Regions from separate parts of the Homo sapiens genome. Here region 2 is linked to region 1. Evidence: read pairs that join two places in POLR2A ChIA-PET (ENCODE). Cell type or tissue: PC-3. All regions are shown on one strand. Links, peaks and the distances in the headings refer to the core of each region. The heading gives the core; the rest is flanking DNA.

The links. ChIA-PET counts read pairs that join two places held together with the same protein. Peaks named below come from ENCODE experiments on the same cell type or tissue, not always from the same donor. Only the 100,000 strongest peaks of a DNase experiment are listed, where the experiment ranks them.
Region 2: POLR2A ChIA-PET joins it to region 1 with 13 read pairs; 3 of 35 experiments call an interaction of 5 or more read pairs at or near these places.

Annotation. Positions count from the first base shown.
Region 1 is chr12:22,017,040-22,027,545 of GRCh38, reverse strand. No RefSeq gene overlaps it. Among named protein-coding and RNA genes, the nearest start is that of CMAS, 24 kb to the left of the region's middle. In PC-3, for the core only: no CTCF peak of the experiment used is centred there; a DNase peak (open chromatin) is centred at 6,175; H3K27ac peaks cover 751 bases.
Region 2 is chr12:21,660,558-21,671,063 of GRCh38, reverse strand. It overlaps KCNJ8-AS1 (KCNJ8 antisense RNA 1), which reads right to left and starts at 8,751. Exons shown (of 5, transcript XR_007063241.1): 1 at 8,293-8,751. In PC-3, for the core only: no CTCF peak of the experiment used is centred there; no DNase peak of the experiment used is centred there.

The sequences.
Region 1 (10,506 bases), core at 4,647-7,146:
TTTTTTATTTGATTCTCAGCTTGGTCATTATTGATGTATTGCAGTGCTGCTAATTTGCATACATTGATTTTGTAATCTGGTACTTTATTGAATCCCTTTATCAAATCTAGGAGTCTTTTGGAAGAGTTTTTAGGATTCTATAGGTATATGATCATATCATCAGCAAACATATAATTTGACTTCATCTTTTCCAACTTAGATTCCATTTATTTCTTTCTCTTGCCCGATTCCCTGGCTAAGACTTCCAGTAATATGTTGAAAATAAGTGGTAAAAGTGGGCATCCTTGTCTTGTTCCAGTTTTTAGGGGGAATGCTTTCAACCTTTCCCCACTCAGTATGATGTTGGTTGTGAGTCTGTCATACATGGCTTTTATTATTTTGAGTTATTTTCCTCCTATTCCTAGTTTGTTGAGGTTTTTTTTTTATCAGAAAATGAAACTAGATTTTATTGAATACTTTTTCTGCATCTATTGAGATGATTATATGGTTTCTGTTTTTACTTCTGTTTATGTGATGAATCATATTTATTGAGCTGAATATGTTGAACCCTCCCTGCATTCCTGGGATGAAACCCACTTGATCATGTTGTATTATCTTGTTGATGTGCTGTTGGATTCAGTTTGCTAGTATTTTATTGAAGATTTTTTCATCCATGTTCATCGGGGATATTAGTGTGTTCTGTAGCTTTCTTTTTTTTGTTATGTCCTTTCCTGGCTTTGGTATCAGAGTAAAACTTCATAGAATGAAGGGATTCTCTTTTTCTCAGTCTTTTGGAATAGTTTCAGTAAGATCAGTACCAATTTTTCTTAAACGTCTGGTAGAGTTTGGCTGTGAATCTGTATGGCCCTAGACTTTTTTAGTTGTTGTGACAATTTTTAAATTACTGATTCAATCTCATTGCTTGTTACTGGTCTGTTCAAGGTTTTTATTTCTTCCTGATTCAAGCTAGGAGGGTTGTATGTTTCCAGGAATTTATCCATTTCCTCTAGATTTTTCAGTTTGTATGCATAGAGGTATTCATAGTAGGCTCGAATGATATTTTGTATGTCTGTAGTGTTGGTCATAATGTCTACATTTTCATTTCTAATTGAACTTATTTGAAACTTCTCTCTTCTTTTCTTGGTTAATCTAGCTAATGGTCTGTCAGTTTGTTTATCTTTTCAAGGAATAAACTCCTTGCTTCATTAATCTTTTGTATTATTTCTTGGTTACAATTTCATTGAGTTCTGCTCTGATATTTTTTATTTCTTTCCTTCTACTAGCTTTGGGTTTCGGTTTGTTCTCGTTTTTCTAGTTCCTTGAGGTATGCTGTTAGGTTGTCAGTTTGTGATTTGTCAGACTTTTTGATGTGGGCATTTAGCACTATAAACTTTTCCTTCAGCATTTGCATAAAAGTTTCCTCATGTGTTTGCTGATATATAAAATAACTGCTTGCTCTAAAATTATAATCCTCTGCAAGTTGATGAGGCATAGAAAAACCTTGGATTACTTGAGAATGTTTATTCTGCCTGGCCTATTTAATTTTGGCTTACTTAGACCCATAATAATAAAATATAATCTTTAATTAAACATGCAAATACTTAATAATGCTAATAATTTTAAGTATTCATTATATAACAGAATGGTTTGCATTTATTTTTAATATTTTTCAATGTGAATATATTTTAGTATCATATCAGTGTTTTTAAACGCTTTAATGAGGTATATTTGATATACAAAAATGCACATATTTAATGTATACGATTTGATGAATGTGAATGTATGCATAAAACTGTGATATCATCACCAAAACCAAGGTACTGAATATATCCATCACCTCCAAAAGTGTGTGTGTGTGTGTGTGTGTGTGTGTGTGTGTGTGTTTTGGTAAGAACACTTAACATAAGATCTATCCTCAACACATTTTAAAGTGCACAATACTGTATTGTTAACTATGGCACTATGTTGTACACAAGATCTCTAGGACTTATTTATCTAGCATGACTAAAACTTTATACCTATTACAACTTTGTACCTTTATACCTATTGAAAATAATTTCCCATTTTCCCTTTCCCCACCCCCTGGCAATCACCACTTATTCTTTGCTTTTATGAGTTTGATTATTTCAGGTACCCTATATAAGTGAAATCATGAGCATTTGTCTTTTTGTGACTGGCTTATTTCATGTAGTGTAATAACCTCTAGGTTTTTCTGTGATGTCACAAATGGTAGGATTCCCTCCTTTTTTAAAAAGGCTGATTAACATTCCATTGCAGTGTATACTACATTTTCTCTGTCCAGTGAACTCTTCATGAACATTTGTTTTGTTTCCATGTCTTTACTATTATAAATATTGCTACCATAAGAAATAGAAAAATACTTATTATGAGGAATTGGCCTATATTACTATGGAGTCTGAAAAGTCCATCTGATATCTGTAAGCTGGAGACCCTGAAAAACCTGTGATTTTGTCTCTGTCCAAACACAAAGGCCTGAGAATGGAGCCAATAGTTTAAGTCCCAGGAGCACTGATGTCTGAAAAGAGGATGTCCCAGCTGAAGCAGAGGGAAAATTAACCCTGCTTCTGCTTTTTTGTTCTGTTTGTAGGCCCTAAAAAATTAGATGATGCCCACCCACATTAGTGAGGGTGATCTTTATTCAGTCTATTGATTCAAATTCTAATCTTTTCTAGAAATGCTTTCACAGACAAGCCCAGGAATAATGTTTTACAAGCTATCTGAGCATTCCTTAGCCCAGTTAACGCATAAAATTAACCATCACATAGCCAGGCATGGTGGCTCATGCCTGTAATCTCAGGACATTGGGAGGCAGAGGTGGGCAGATTACTTGAAGTCAGGAGTTCAAGACCTGCCTGGCTATATTAGTGCACTTTTATGCTGCTGATCAGGACATACCTGAGACTGGGTAATTTATAAAGAAAAAGAGGTTTAATGGACTCACAATTCCACGTGGCTGAGGATGCCTCACAATCATGGTGGGAGGCAAAAGTCACGTCTAACATGCTGGCAGGCAAGAGACAGAATGAGATCCTAGTGAAAGAGGTTTCCCCTTATAAAATCATCAGATCTCATGAGACTTATTCACTACCACTAGAACAGTATGGGGAAACTGCCCCCATGATTCAATTATCTCCCACCAGGTCCCTCCCACAACATGTGGGAATTCTGGAAGCTACAATTAAAGATGAGATTTAGGTGGGGACAGAGCCAGACCACATCATTCCATCCTTGGCCCCTCACAAATCTCATATCCTCACATTTAAAAACCAATCATGCCTTCCCAACAGTCCCCCAATGTCTTAACTCATTTCAGTATTAACTCAAAGTTCACAGCCCAAAGTCTCATCTTAGACAAGGCAAGTCCTTTCCACCTATAAGCCTGTAAAATCAAAAGCAAGTTAGTTACTTCCTAGGTACAATGGAGGTACAGGCATAAATACAGCTGTTCCAAATGGGAGAAACTGGCCAAAACAAAGGAACAACAGGCCCCATGTAAGTCTGAAATCCAGCAAGGCAGTCAAATCTTAAAGCTCCAAAATGATCTCCTTTGACTCCATGTCTCACATCCAGGTCACATTGCTGCAAGATGTGGGTTCCCGTGGTCTTGGGCAGCACCTCCCATGGCTTTGCAGAATGCAACCTCCCTCCTGGCTGCTTTCATGGGCTGGCATTGAGTGTCTGCTGCTTTTCCAGGCACACAGTGCAAGCTGTTGGCAGATCTACCATACTAGGATCTGGAGGACAGTGGCCCTCTTTTCACAGCTCTATTAGGCAGTGCCCCAGTGGGGACTCTGTGTGGGGGTGCCCACTCCACATTTCTCTTCTGCCCTCCCCTATCAGAGGTTCTCCATGAGGGCCCCACCCCTGCAGCAAACTTCTGCCTGGACATCCAGGCATTTCCATACATCCTCTGAAATCTTGGCAGAGGTTCCCAAATCCCAATTCTTGACTTCTGTGCACCTACAGGCTTAATACCACATGGAAGCTGCCAAGGTTTGGGGCTTGCACCCTCTGAAGCCATGGCCCAAGCTGTACCTTGATCCCTTTTAGCCATGGCTAGAGTGGCTAGGATGCAGGGCACTAAGTCTCTATGCTGCACACAGCAAGGGGGCCAATAAAACCATTTTTTTCCTTCTTGGCCTCCAGGCCTGCAATGGGAGGGGCAGCTGCAAAGATCTGTGACATGCCCTGGAGACATTTTCCCCACTTTCTTGGCGATTAACACTTGGCTCCTCATTACTTATACAGATTTCTGTAGCTGCAACATTAAATGCAGAATCTGCTTAGTGGGCCCATATCAATAAACTTGATCTGGTCCAACTTTATGTTGTATTCAGGCCCTCAATGGATTGGAGGATAACCCCCACATTGCTAAGGGTGATCTTTACTCAGTCTGCTGATTCAGATTATCCCAGAAGTATCCTCACAGACACACAGATAATATTTTACCAGCTGTTTGAGCACCACTTAGCCCCATTATATTGACAAATAAAATTAACAATCATGCTACTATTTTGCCTTAATTTACTACCTACATGCTAAACTACTCTTATCAGTTATTTGTAATAATCTTTTAATGAAGATTAAAAATCCTAACAAAAACTATTGCTTGAGTAGATGTTTGTCTCCACTATAGAGGTGAATCAAAGGAGTACCTGTAGGAAGCATTTGTTCTGGTGTCATATTTTATATGTCTGGTACCTTAGTCGCCATGATTCTTATTCTAAATCTATTTTGAACCTTTTGGGTTCTAGCACTAAGCATCTTAATGGTTCTTCTAATAGCCTGGACTGTTTCTCTGGCTACCTACATTGTAACCTGCTACTTTCTTTTGGGTCTGTGTTAAATTAATTCATAGGCATTTTATTTTCAGAAAATTTGGAAAGAAGCCTTCCCCGGAGATGACTACAAAACGTCATTATTGCATTATGCTCAATTCCTGAATGACATGACAGATTTTGTAACATTGTTCACTTTGCTAAGTAAACAAAATTGCGTAAATGTTACTTTTACCTTTGTTGTCTCCTTTTGATTTGATCTTTCAATCACAAATACTCTTTTGTAGACCTCACACAGTGTTGGGGGGTTATATCCTATGAGGTTTCAAATGAACAAAGAATTTTTATCATAACTTTTACTTTCATATAAAAGGTTACGAATTGAAGATGAAAAATAGCTCAGTAACCTGGAAAATGATTTTATTTATTTAAAAGAGATCAGTTTGGAAGTGCTGAAGAAGTAACCTTTCAAATTTAAAGAGATCCCTTAGGAAATGCAATAGAATAGCATATAGACTGAAACATTTCACTAAATAAATACAAATATATAATTTTATAAATATATGTGACCATACATGTATATATGTGTGTGAGTGTACACAGTTTTGAAATGAGGACGTTTACATTCCAAGCTGTGTGATGACAATAGGTGGTAAACAAGTCAGTTTGATTTGAGTAACTTGCTTATAGGCAGATGAATTATAACTTTTTAAGGTTCAATCAAATCAACATTTATTAAGCTCATGTTATGTAGAAGACACTAGCGTGAATAAGAGACAGTTTCTCTACTAAAGGAATTATTGAAGGGCATTATACAAACAGATTTAACAGAAGATAAGCGGAGAAACCTAAGTACCAAAAGACGAATAATAGAGTTTGGCTGTTTAAAGGGAGAAACAAATTACATCGAGTTCAGAGAAATTACATCAAGTTTGGAGGATCAGAAAAGACTTCAAGGATTATATGGGCTTTTGAAATAAGCCCTACAAAGATATGGGAATTTTAACAGATATTGATGGGATGGGACAGGAAAATTTATGCTATCAGATACTACAGGTGGTTTTATTTCTCTCTCATCACTACCCTTTTCTCTCTCTGGCCCTCTTCCTTCAAGGCCTCTTTTTCTTTGCCTACTAAGTGAATTTGAGGACACAGTGAATTTGAGAGTTCATCTTTCTTTTTAACACAATGGAGTATTACTATGGGCCGAAGAATAACTGGTTAAAATAAAATGAAAACCTGCTGAGACCTTCTGCATATATACTTTCTGTCTTTGTTTCCTCCTTGCCATTTCTATTCCTATGATTCACACTTCGTTTCATGGCACCAAGGTTTGCTCACCACTGCACACCCAGAGCTTGCATGTGTCACCACTGCACACCCAGAGCCTGCATGTGTCACCATTGCACACCCAGAGCCTGCATGTAGCAGGAATTCAATAAATATTTGCTGAATGACTAAACAAATGCAAGTATAGAGGCGAGGAAGGAACAGAGGAAAGCCTAAAGGTTTTTTGTTTGTTTGTTTTGAGACAAGAGTCTCGCTCTGTCGCCCAGGCTGGAGTGCTGCAGCATGATTTTGGCTCACTGTAACCTCCATCTCCTGGGTTCAGGTGATTTTCCTTCCTCAGCTTCTGGAGTAGCCAGGATTACAGACAGGCACCACCATACCTGGCTAATTTTTCTATTAGTAGAGACGGGGTTTCACCATGTTGGCCAGACTGGTCTTGAACTCCTGACCTCAAGCGATCTGTCTGCCTCAGCCTCCCAAAGTGCTAGGACTACAGGCATGAGCCACCGCGTTCAGCTGCATAAAGATATTTTACTAACTTCACATCTTTAATGTTTACCAGTTATTCTGTAAACTTATTGTAGAATAATTAGAATGTTGACAGGTAAAATGACACTTAACTTGGTTGTAGATGCAGAGCACTTAAAACCCAAAGAAAAATAAAAGAGCCAAACAATGACCTTGTATTATGAAAACACAAAGGTTTATATCCTAGTAGTTTAAAAATTAAAGTCATCTTATCAAACAAAATATCTTTGTGTAATTTTAAAGGGAATTTTAAAAAGGGAGCATAAGGTGAGAAAATGTTGAATATAAAATTTTGTTAAAGCTTGTGAATATCTGAAATTAGGTGATAATATTTGAATCCAGGTCAGGTTGTTGTCTATCAAAGATGTGACAAGTCTGTGCAACATACAGACATTAGTTAATAGAAATTTAGTCCTTACTCTTCTCAATGTGCCAAAGTCCACAGGCCCCCACAGAACTCCCCCTATTCAACAATTTCCTATTAAAAATGGCTGTTGGTGTTCCATACCCTAACTTCATAGAACATATTTATTCCTTATTGCAATTTTTTTCTGCTAGTTTACATATTTTCTATTTACATTGCTAAAACCCCATACAGCTTTTAATTTCTTTCACTGTATTTAATTGAATTGCTTGTCCTATTTAATCGTGCTTTATAATTATGTAGTTGAATCTACTAAGCAAGGTATATTTAAGGAAGCCTTGTTTCAATTTTTTTTTTCTCTGCTCGAGTCTCCTTATCCTTCTATGGGATACCACTTAACACACATATAACTATATATACTTATGTATTTATATAACTATATATAGATAATTGACCCTTGCACAATGTGGGGGTTAGGAATGCAGATCCCCCATGCAGTGAGAAATCCAAGCATAATTTTTGTCTCCTTCAAAACTTAATTACTAATAGCCTACTGTTGACCAGAAGCCTTAAACCATCAAGAACACAGATGGTTGATTAACACATATTTTGTATATTCTATATATTGTATATTGTATTCTTACAAAAAAGTAAGCAAGAGAAAAGGAAATGTGAAAGAAAATCATAAGGAAGAGAAAATACATTTACTGTTTATTAAGTGAAAGTGGATCAGCAGAAAGGTCTTAATCCTCATTGTCTTTATGTTGAGTAGACTGAGGAGGAACAGGAAGAGAAAGGGCTGGTTTTGCTATCTCAGAAATGGCAGGGGAAGAGAAAATCCATGCATTAAGTGGATTCCTGCGGTTCAAACACATGCTGCTCAAAGGTCACTGTATATTATAATATTTTCCCCTTTTTCTTAAATAAATGATAGATTATGGCCAATGTTTTCTACCTTACATTTTTAAGTATAATGATAGACCCTACAGGTAACTCTATAGCATTATAGTAGATATAAATATTTAAAAAAATGATTAGGGAAAATGCCTAAAGTAACATCACAAATAAAATTGCAATCACTGGTAGACTTTTGGAATATATGTCAATGGTCAACAAATGTTACCACACACTACGAAACCGCTGTTTACTAAAAACTATCGTAATTGGTAATCAAAAAGTAATGTTTTAAGCATTTACATCCTAACGTAATGATTCGTTGTGTGTGTGTGTGTGTGTGTGTGTGTGTGTGTGTGTATGCTTTAGTGGGCTTTCATATATTTTATAAAATTGGTAGGAGTTGCAGGTTGATAAGTAATATGTTATACTTTTTCCTCATTGAAATAATGTGATATGTTCTCTAAGTTAGTGTTGTCGCACAGAATGTCTGATTTCCAAAAAGAGATTACTGATAATAAGAGGATTATGTATTTTATTTCTTTATCTTAATTCACCTGTATGGATGATTGATGTTATAATTTTACTACCAGACAGTAGGTGGCACTATAAGTATGCATTCATTAGAGACCAAATTAATTTATAATAAACTCCGACACGTAATTTGTATTTAATACTTGAAGTTGTTGCGCTTAATGTTGTTCGGAAAATGGACCATTGTCTAATGCCTAGAAATATATTTCTGATATATTTAGAATGTATATCCAAAATTTATTTGAAATACTTTCAGTTATAGCTATTAAGGGTGTGTGCGTGTCTGTCTGTGAGACAGTAGAAAAATATTATGTTACTGATACTCCAATACCAAATTATTGTTTAATTTAGTATAGTGAATAATTTTAATGAGTCAATCATTTCAGTATTACATTATCCAAAATAAAGACTGAGTATATTCCTTAGGCACTGACAAATGAGCTACCTTTCCCTCAATTTTTAAATACTGATTTTTTAAAAGGAAATCAGGCCAGGCATGGTGGCACATGCCCATAAGCTATGCAGTTTGGGAGGCCAAGGCAGGAGGATAGCTTGAGGTCAGAAGTCCGAGACCAGCCTGGGAAACATAATGGGATCCAATCTCTACAAAAAAATAAAAATAAATAAATTAGTCAGGTGTGGTGACATGTGTCTGTAGTCCCTAGGAGCCTAGGAGCTCAATCGCTAGTCATGATGATGTCACTTACTCCAGCCTAGGTGATAGAGTGAGACGGTCTCAAAAAAAGAAAGAAAGAAAGAAAAACAAAGTAGATTTAATGTCAAAATTAGAATTTTGTTGGTCTTCTTAATATTTATTATGATTTTTTTTTTACTTTGAATTTTTAATGGTGCTTTAAAAAAACGTTACCACTGACCTCCATGTTGCTAAATCCAGTTTTCAATTCTCAGGCCTCATGATGTTTGACATATCAACAGTATTTCACACACAGCAGATTACTCTTTTTTTTTTTTTTTTTTTTTTTTTGTGACAGTCTCTATTTTCCAGACTGGAATGCAGTGGCACGATCTTGGCTCACTGCAACCTCCGCCTCCCAGGCCCAAGTGATCCTTCCACCTCTTCCTCTCCAGTAGCTGGGACTACAGGTGCCCGCCACCACACTTGGCTAATTTTTTGTATTTTTAGTAAAGACAGGGTTTCACCATGTTGGCCAAGCTGGTCTTGAACTGCTGACCTCAAGTGATCCACCTGCCTCGGCCCCCCAAAGTGCTGGGATTACAGGTGTGAGCCATTGCTCCCGGCCCTACTCTTTTCTCCTGAAAACATCTTTTTTTTCCTCCCTTAGCTTTTAGGACACCACACCCTTCTAGTATTCATTCTACATCACTGACTGGTCCTTCTCTGTTTTCTTTGCTTTTTTGACTTCCCCTGAATCTTCTAATGTTGAATGCCCCAGAGATCGGTTCTTGATCAACTTTTTTCTTATCCATACTCATTGCCTCACTGATATCATCCAGATTTATGGTTTTAAATATAAGTAAAATTTTCATATTTTAAGTGGAGTTCAAAAGCTTCAGTTGTGTGAAAGGAGCTATTACAGTATTTTAAGGAGAATCTGATTGCAAATCAAGTCACATTTAAGTTCCACAAAATCATGAGATGTGTTATGGTAGCCTCTGTGTACCATCATTCTTATGGCGAAGATTCCCAAATGTATATCTCTAGCCTAGACCTCCTCTCTGAATTCCAGACATAAATTCAACTGCCTACTTGGCAATTCTACTTGGATACCTAATTAACATCTCAAATTAAATGTGCCCAGATTTTTTTCCCCACCACCAAACCTCCTCCACCTCAGTCTTATTCAGCTCAGGTAATGTTAACTACATATATTTTCCATTGCTCAGGCCAAAACCATTGAAAGCATTCTTGACTCTTATTTTCAACCTGCCAGGAAGTCCTGTTGACTGTACCTTCCACATATACCCAGAATCTGACCACTTCTCACTATCTCCACTGTTCCTACCATCCAATCAATTATCACATTTCACTTGAGTCATTGCACTAGCCCTCCAACTAGCCTCTCAACCTCCATCCTGACTGCCTTACAATCCACTTTCAACACAGCAGCCAGAGTTGCTCTCAAAATGGAAGTCAGT
Region 2 (10,506 bases), core at 4,783-7,282, 360 kb after region 1:
CAGGAAATGGGGATTTTAGGGGCTCAGCTTAGACAGTGTAGAAGAGGAAACACCTTCCTTTCTCTGGAGTTTGTGAATCAGTGGCCTGGCTGTGTTCAAGGCTACTCCTTTTTGGAGGGAAGCAGTACCCTACAATTTGTAGTTGGGTCCAGAGCTAAGAGTGACATCTGCAGGGGAGCTTGCATCTGTGGACTCCGGTGTGGCTATCTATAGGTTCCAGTTTTAGGCTTTCTGTGTTATAATTCCCTTCTGTTCTTCTTAAACTATCTGATAAATTTTAATAAACATTATAGCCTAATGTCTGCTCCCACTGGAGAGAATGATCTGTTATCATGCTTGAGGTGAAACAGGCCAAGGAAAAGCAAGTGGCACTTGGGAGAAGCTGGTCTCAAAATGGAAGAGGGGACCTGCAGGAGAATGAAGCAATAGACTGAAGCCCTACCACTGATGGAGACAGGGAGCGATAACAAGGACTGATTTGAGAAACACTGTGCACATTACCCAGGAGTTCCCAAACACAGCTGGAAAGCAGAAAAGTGGAAAAATGACTAAAATGTCTTTGGTCTTATGGGATAGAGGCTCTAACTGTTGAAACTAGACATTAAATGGAAATGTGACGTAATAAGCTAATGAAGGCTAAAACTCTTGGGCCATGAGATATAATTCTGGAGATTCCATGCATAGATACCACTAAGAGACACAAAAGGGCTTGTTTTTACTTTGTTTTTGCTTTGCCAAAGGCCAAAAGGAGAGGAAAGAAAACCATAAAAGTTATGGTTAAAGGGAGCCTATAATAATTCTGAAAGAAACAATCCCACATACCATAATTCCAAATGTTGAAATCTTAAAAAAGATCAAAATCTTGAAAATATAATTCTGGTAAAGATAATTTAAAATTATTTAAATAACATTTATTTATATTTTAAAAGGATATTTGAGAAAAAAAAGAATATTTCATAGACCACTTTACATAATAAAGTAAAATATTTTTATTATGTAAAGGTCTATTGTAATTATTTTATTGTGCAAAGATCTATTGTCATAGACCACTTTACACAATAAGATATGTAAAATATACATATTTTTGCAAGCATAAACACTCAGCTATAGAGTCTCACGGGTACAACAGTTATGAGCAGAAAAACCATATTCATAAAGAAACAGGTCAAAAAGCAAAATGTATAAATGCATGTCACCATGGTTGGTAATTGTGTGCACTTAGTTTTGTAACTACAGTCATCTGAAGTACCGTGAAGGACAACATAAGTCTTTTGACAAGACGAATCAAAGATTGTGATGGGTTGCCACCGCATTTGCAGTCTCCCAAAGAGCCGAGACCTTGTGAAATTTTATCTTTCACAAATGCATATGTACAAAAAGGACATCTTTTCATTTATAGAGGAAGCTTCAATGTTTTTATGTTGAGAACCAGGGAAGCAAAGGTACCTCTCAGTCTGAGAGCGTCAGGACCTGGGGGACCACTGATGTAAGTTCTGGAGTCCAAGAGCCAGCAAGTTAGGGGTTCTGATGTCCAAGGCAGAAAAAGAAAAGTCTCTACTCTCAAAGATACCAATTTGCCTTCTCTATCTATTCTCTCCAAGTCCCTAGCTGATTGGATGGAGCCGCCAACATTGAGGGCAGATCTTCCCCACCTACACCACACAGGCTCACACAGCAATCTCCTCTCAAAACATACTTGCAGATACTCCCCCAGAAAATTCTTTACCAGGTTTTTTTGGTATTCCTTAATTTGGTCAAGTTGACTCCCAAAATTGAGTCCACAAGTTCACCCCTTGTCAACTTGGCACCCACATGCATCTCCTTAATCACCCACACTTAATTTTTTTTTTTGAGACAGAGTCTCACTCTGTCACTCAGACTAGAGTGCAGTGGTACGATCTCAGCTCACTGCAAACTCCACCTCCTGGGTTCAAGCGATTCTCCTGCCTCAGCCTCCCGAGTAGCTGGGATTACAAGGCACCAGCCACCACACCCAGCTGATTTTTGTATCTTTAGTAGAGATGAGGTTTCACCACGTTGGCCAGGCTGGCCTCAAACTCCTGACCTTGTGATCCACCCGCCTCAGCCTCCCAAAGTGCTGGGATTACAGGCATGAGCCACCACGCCCGGCCACTGAATTTTCAAATAAGAAAATAACAAGATAATAGTTCCACCAAACATGATGTCGTTATAATGTGATCGTGATTTTGGGGGGATTTTAGACTTCAGGGATTTGGACTTTAGGGATTTTGATTTTTCGGGATTTCAACATTCAGGATTATGGTATTCAAGTCTTTCAGGATTATGATCCAAACTCATGAGAAAACATCAAATTTATTAGTTCAGAACAACAATAATACAGGCACACTTGGTTTCTCAAGTCACCTGCTTGGTCCTCCTTCCAAGTGTGCTTTTCTTCCTTTCTTTCTTTCCTTTTCTTACTGTTCTAAAGGTTTCTAATAAAGTTCCACTCCTGCTCTAAAACTTGCTTTGGTCTCTTTCTTTGCCTTGTGACCCTCAGTCAAATTCTTTCTAAAACCCCCCACAAAAAAACAAACAATATATTTTTTCATAGAAAGTAGAAAATCTCCTTGTCTGGTAGCAAAACTGTGATTTCTAGGTTATTACCAGCTGTGTGTGTGTGTGTATTGACCATGCTCTTTCACTAGCTCATTATCTTCAGTACTGCATAGTGGTTAAGAGTTCTGGTTCTGGGATCTTGGAACTTGACTTTTGGGTTTGAATTTTAGCATCACCACTTAGTAGCTTTGTGGTCTTAGCCAATTTATTTGACCTCTCGGTGCCTAAAATTTACCAACTGTCCAATAGGGAGAGTTTTAGCACCTAGTTTAAAAGGTTCTCATGAAGATTAAACACGTTATCATATGCTAATTTAGGCAAAGCACCTAGCACACAGTAATAAACTTTAGTAACTTTTAAACTCAGTAAATTTTAACAATTTTTATTAAATTCTAAACCAGTAAGAAAAATATACATACAATGCTATATTATTCCTCACATGATCTAAGAGACCCAATATTTGAAATTAGGAAATATAATTTGCCAAAAGTAAAGCTATCATTATGAACAGTAAGTTATTTACATCTGAAAAGGATTGGTTAGAATCTTATTGTTTACTAACAAAATTTCAACTATATCTTTTATTTTTAGGTTGTGGGAGACAGAAAGGACGCATATTAATATGTTAAAGACAATTACCCCTAGGCAGAGGAATCGGGGTATGGGGAAAGTAAGGACTTTTGCTTTCTTACACCTTCCCGTATTTTTTCAATTCTTTATAAAAGATCATGAATTATTTGGAGAATAAAATTAAGATAATTAAAGTGAGAGGATCTGACAGTATAGTATCACTTAATTAGCCAGAAGTTGGATTGTACCTTCTGCCTCTGGCTTTACAATGCTTCTTTTGCCCCGTTACACTGTAATCCCTATTCATTAAATACTATTAGACATTTGTCTCAAGGTCAACATCATGAGTACACTTTTGACTACACCACCAAGATTAAACAGAGCCATTCAAAGCACCTAGTATGACATCTAGCCATAGTAGATGTCAATAAATATTAGCTCCCTTATGTTCTACTCCCCAGTGGCACCTATTTTTTATTTAACAAATTTCATTCAAGTAATATCAGGGCTGGGAGTGATGGCTCATGCCTGTTATCCCAGAACTTTGGAAGACCAAGCCAGGAAAATGGCTTGAGGCCAGGAGTTTGAGATCAGCTTGGACAACATAGAGAGACCCCCATCCCTAAAACAAAAAACAGGAAACAAAAAAATCAACTACAACATCAGAACTCTGGATTTTAGGGGCTACTTTTGGTTCACCTGTTTTCAAATTGTTTTTTGTTTGTTATCACTTTTTATTTTCTTTTTTGCCATAGGCCAAAATCAGAGAAAACAAAAAGAGACACTAAACTTTTATATTTATATACACAAGGCTTTTATATTTAAATACAGATGAGTGAAGTGTTCCTTGTCATATTTCTGCTTAGGAAGCCCCAATGAGCATTTGGAGAGAAGGGTAAACACAGCTGCCTGGAAATGGCTTTTAGAAACCCATTAAGCTGACTGATTTCAACCACTGGTGATGGATGAGGGTAGGAACAAATTCCTTCGTGGTACACGAGAACACTGCAAGAAGTTACATTTTAACCTGTCTGAAATAATGAGTAAGACATAATAATTAACGTAAATGCTCAATCCACTCTCAGAATGCCTGAGGCAAATGTTCTCTCCAACGTTTTCTACTCTAAAAGTAAAATAAACTCCTGAGTCCACTGATATTGCCTAAAAACCTAGGTAGTGCCTGATATATTTTTAAGTATTTTTAATATTTACTTTCTAGTTAGAAAAACAATCTATCCACAATGCACAAATTGCTTAACATGAATAAATGTGTATTTTTAAAAAAATACTCATATTAATATTAAAATTGCTAAAATTTGAATAAGGTCCCTAGTTTAGCTTACAGTAGTGTACCAGTGTTCATTTTCTGATATTAACAAGCTCAATGATAAAGTAAGTTGTTATTATGGGAGGAAGCTGAGTGATGGATACATGGGAACTCACCAAACAGTTTTGGCAACTTATTCTGAGTTTAAAATTAACACAAAATAAAACGTTTTTTAAAATCACCCTTACTTTTAGTATTTTGATATTATTAAAGCAAACTAAATATGGCCCGAGAAAGACTCCATACTTCTATATTTGAGTCCTTGTGGATGAACTGTAACCTAGCTTAGTAGTCAGACAAAATTGAAAACGTAACTTCAGAGTATGCATCTGTAACTATAGCTAAGTCTTGGCCATTCCAGAGGCCATACTTCAACCATTCATACACTGATGAGTGTTAAAACTGTGTTCAAATAAGGCAAACACCGAGCTGTAACCAATCCAGCCATTCTGTACCTCACTTCCAATTTCTGTACGTCATTTCCCTTTTTTTTTGTCTGTAAGTCTTCTTCCACCACATGGCTGCGCTGGAGCCTCTGTGAATCTGCTGAGATTTGGGGGGGCTGCCCGATTCGCAAAACATTCATTGCTCAATTCAACTCCTTTAAATTTAATTTGGCTGAGTTTTTCTTTTATCAGTATTGAAATAACAATGACATTGTAATTTCAAACTGGTCAAAATAATACATCAGTTAGGACCTCTTTTATCGTCAGTGAAGTTTGCTTACCTAAACTAGCCTAGGGACGAGGCTGCATTATGTTGCCTTTTTTTTTTTTTTTTTTTTTTTTTTTTGAGAGAGAGTTTTGCTCTGTCACCCAGGCTGGAGTGCTGGAGTGCTGGAGTGCAGTGGTGTGATCTCGGCTCACTGCAACCTCCGCCTCCCAGGTTCAAGCGATTCTCCTGCCTCAGCCTCCCGAGTAGCTGGGACTACAGGTGCCCACCACCACCCACCATGCCTGGCTAATTTTTATATTTTTAGTAGAGACAGGGTTTCACCATATTGGTCAGGCTGGTCTTGAACTGACCTTGTGATCTGCCCGCCTCGGCCTCCCAAACTGCTGGGATTACAGGCCTGAGCCACTGCGCCCGGCTTACGTTGCTCTTGATGCAGAAACTCGAATGCCATCACTGGCTTCTCTTTTGCTGTCTCTCGTCTTATTCCCCTTGTTTGGCTCCAGTTTTAGATAGGTTTTTCCTTTGGGAAGCTTTGATGTATTTAAGGAGAGGAAGAGATGAGAGGATAGAAAACCCCGAGGCTGTTTTCAGAAGTAAAGTGAATAGTTGCTAAGTAGAGAAACAAAACAAGAAGAATGCTCACTTTGGTAGAGGAGCAGATAATGGAAAGTTTAAAAAATGTGAAAGTATACACAACCAATAATCATAGTTATACAAATTTATAACAAAACATCACTTTTTTTCCTACTGCCTCTATAATTGCAGAAGAGAACCAAATACCCTTTTCATCTGACAAACTGGACAAATAAAATTTAGTAATATGCAATATGATGACAGTATAGTAAGACATATGCAGATGGGGTTTGGAATCAAAGGGTACAGCCCTTCCAAAAAACTGTTCTACTCTTTTACCCAGGAATTTCACTTTCAGAGACCTACCCAAGCAATGACAAATACAGATGACTACAATGTACAATGATATCTATACAACATTATTTATCATAGTAAAAAGCATAATGTCTCAAAATATGGGAACAGTTAAATACATCATGGTGTTTCTGAATGATTGAATATTTAGTAACCATTTTTTAAAAGGAAACAAATCTGTATAAATCTGTATGTTAAGAATGATCCGGCGGGGTGCAGTGGCTCACACCTGTAATGCCAGCACTTTGGGAGGCTGAGGCGGGAGGATCATCTGAGGTCAGGAGTTTGAGGTCAGGAGTTTGAGACCAGCCTGGTCAACATGGTGAAACCCTGTCTCTACTATAAATACAAAAATTAGCTGGGCATGGTGGTGGGTACCTGTAATCCCAGCTACTCAGAAGGCTAAGGCAGGAGAATCGCTTGAACCCAGGAGACGGAGGTTGCAGTGAGCACAGATTGCACCACAGCACTCCAGCCTGGGTGAGAGCGCAAGACCCTGTCTCAGGAAAAAAAAAAACAAAAATTTAAACACAGAGAGAGAGAGAGAGAGAGAGGGAGAGAGAGAGTCTGCTTACTAGTTGTGTGATCTTGGTCAGGTTATTGACCTTCTGTGATTCAGTTTCCCCATATCCTTAAAATAAGAAAAATAAAAGTACCCACCACATAGGGTTGAAATGAGGATTACGTAAGTTAATATAAGTAAAGTAAGCATTACTTATACTTGGTTCATGTGAGCACATTATTACATGCAGTTAATGCATTGCATGCCTGGCACATAGTACTATTTTCAATAAATGAAAGCTTTACACAAATCATATAATACAAATTCCTGGATGTGTATTGCTTTGCAGGACTCTAACAAAACTTTAGTCAAGTGAACTCTAGGGTTTTCTAGCAAAAAAATCTCAGTAATAACACTTTCCACCTCACAAATTAATGTATATTTAAAGGACTAGATACTCATGCATATTTTAAATGAGCACAGGGAGAGAAAGGAATCAGCAGCTGGACTTTCGGACTACAACTCAAGAAGTCAGAAAGAATGAGTAGTTGCTCTGAGGATCAGGACTGGGGATGAGAGAGAGGCGGCGGACTGTTTTTTTTTTTCCTTTATTTATTTTTTTTGATACAGAGTCTCACTCTGTCACCCATGCTGGAATGCAGTGGCGTGATCTCAGCTCACTGCAACCTCCACCTCCTGAGTTCAAGCGATTCTCCTGCCTCAGCCTCCTGAGTAGCTAGGACTACAGGCAAATGCCACCACACCCAGCTAATTTTTTTTTTTTTTTTTTTTTTTGAGACAAAGTCTTGCTCTGTTGCCCAGGCTAGAGTGCAGTGGCATGATCTCGGCTCACGGCAACCTCTGCCTAGGGAGTTCAAGTGATTCTCCTGCCTCAGCCTCCCGAGTAGCTGGAATTACAGGCGCCCACCACCGTGCTTGGCTAATTTTTGTATTTTTAGTAGAGATGCGGTTTCACCAGCTTGGCCAGGCTGGTCTCAAACTCCTGACGTCGTGATCCACCTGCCTCGGCCTCCCAAAGTTCTGGGATTACAGGCATGAACCGCCGCACCCCGCCCATGCCCGGCTAATTTTTTGTATTTTTAGTAAAGACGGGGTTTCACCATGTTAGCCAGGATGGTCTCGATCTCCTGACCTCGTGATCCACCTGCCTTGGCCTCCCAAAGTGCTGTGATTACAAGCTGGCCGGGACTGTTTGTTTTATTACCAGCATTTGCATTCTGATTAACCTTTTATTTTCTAAAACATAAACTAAACAAATAAAAAAAAATCTGTGTTTTGAAATGTGTACAGCTAGAACATAGAAAAGCTACTATCTCCTTCAGGATCTCTGATATAAGAAAGTAAGTATTTGCAACTGCAGTCCTTGGCACCAGAAAGGATAATAGTTCATGGTTCCAGGAAGGGGAAATATAGATGCCATCAGACGACTTCACACAATGCCCAGAGAATGTAGACTAGGTGCTTCTGTTCCCAGAAGCAGCACCCAGACAATGAGAAGAACACCATGTGGAAAGAAGTGGGGCAGTTCTGGTTTCTAATGGGCTCTGCTGATCTTTCAGCTCCTCTGCCTGAAAGCTCACTTTCAGACAAAAACTATGAACTTCAAACTGTGTATAATTCACTATACATGCATATTTTATTCTCTGTATAACTCTAGCAAGGCTGAACCCCTAGCAAGTCAAAGGCTTACCTGAGGTGCCCTTCCCAGATTTATCATGTCCCCCGGGTAGTGCGTCCGGAATTGGTAGGTTCTTGGTCTGACTGACTTCAAGAATGAAGCCGCCGACCGTCGCGGTGAGTGTTACAGTTCTTAAAAGCCGTCGCGGTGAGTATTACAGTTCTTAAAGGCGGCGTGTTCGGAGTTTGTTCCTTCTGGTTGGTTCGTGGTCACACTAGCTCAGGAGAGACGCTGCGGACCTTCGCGGTGAGTGTTACAGCTCTTAAGGCCGCGCGTCTGGAGTTGTTTGTTCATTCTTCTTGGTGGGTTAGTGGTTTCACTGGCTTAAGGAGTGAAGCTGCAAACCTTCGCGGTGAATGTTACAGCTCATAAAGACAGTGTGGACCCAAAGAGTGAGCAGCAGCAAGATTTATTGCAAAGAGGGAAAGAACAAAGCCCCCACACCGTGGAAGGGGACCACAGCCACTTGCTACTACTGGCTCGGGCAGCCTGCTTTTATTCTCTTGTCCGGCCCCACCCACATCCTGCTGATTGGTAGAGCCCAGTGGTCTGTTTTGTCAGGGCACTGATTGGTGCATTTACAATCCCTGAGCTAGACACAAATGTTCTCCACATCCCCACCTGAGTAGCTAGATACAGAGTGTGGATTGGTGCATTCACAAACCCTGAGCTAGACACAGGGTGCTGATTGGTGTGTTTACAAACCTTGAGCTAGATACAGAGTGCCGATTGGTGTATTTACAATCCCTTAGCTAGACATAAAGGTTCTCCCAAGTCCCCACCAGAGTCAGGAGCCCAGCTGGCTTCACTCAGTGGATCCCGCCGGTACCGGGCCGCGGGTGGAGCTGTTTGCCAGTCCTGCGCCGTGGGCCCGCACTCCCCAGCCCTTGGGTGGTAGATGGGACTGGGCGCAGTGGAGCAGGGGGCGGCGCTCGTCCGGGAGGCTTGAGCCGCACAGGAGCCCAGGGAGCGAGGGAGGCCCAGGCATGGCGGGCTGCAGGTCCCGAGCCCTGCCCCGCAGGGAGGCAGCTAAGGTCCGGCGAGAAATGGAGCGCAGCGCCAGTGGGCCGGCGCTGCTGGGGGACCTAGTACACCCTCCGCAGCCGCTGGCCCGGGTGCTAAGCCCCTCATTGCCTGGGGCCGACAGGGCCGGCCGGCTGCTCCGAGTGCGGGGCCTGCCAAGCCCACTCCCACCCGGAACTCTAGCTGGCCCGCAAGCGCTGCGCGCAGCCCCGGTTCCCGCTCGCGCCTCTCCCTCCACACCCCCTGGAAGCTGAGTGAGCCACCTCTGGCCTTGGCCAGCCCAGAAAGGGGCTCCCACAGTGCAGCGGTGGGCTGAAGGGCTCCTCAAGTGCCCCCAAAGGGGGAGCCCAGGCAGAAGAGGCGCCGAGAGCCAGGGAGGGCTGTGAGGACTGCCAGCACGCTGTCACCTTTCAGTAGGAGACAGCAAGAAAGCATCTTTCCATAAGTAGAATAAATATAGTCAAAGTTTTTCCATGACGTTTTTCAGATACCCAGAGAAAACAGCTTGCAAGAGCAAGAGATAAAAATGTATCCATATTCATAGCTTTGAGCCTAGGTATTTTTTACCGATAAACTACTTCTAAACATCTGTCATTCAAGCACATTAGGGACGTACTGCTTAGCACAAACTAGTCTATATCCAAGTAGACACCACAATGAGTCAATTCACAGTTATTAGTATGATTTAGAATTTAACTACCTGTCTTCTAAAAAGAACAGCTAACATGTAAACGGAAAAAGGTACTCTATGTTACAACTATCTAATGAAGGGCTAGACAATTAGAATCGAATTATTTTGCTTTTTGAGACATTAAACCCTCAGTTCTCCTTTTTCCCCACTAGTATTATTTTCTCTCCCTGGAACCTTTTTCTTCTTCTTGTTAGAGATACCCACCAAGGCCAGTTGCTGTCCATTTACAAGCATATATTGCTATTATAGTAATACCTCACCTACCTGAAGCTCAGCTTCAAGGAACTTCAGCTCCTCAAACTATTCCGAAGAACTAGGAAATAAGGAAAATGATGTAAAAGAATCTATGTATCAATGAATGTCTTTCAAATCCTAACTCAGGGTTCATTTACTCATACTGTGCCTCAAGTTTAATAGGTATCTGCTGGGAGATATAAATGTATCTTGTCAGAAATACTATGCTACTTGGAGATATAAAAGTGAATAAAGTACCCTCAAAGAACTTACAGTCC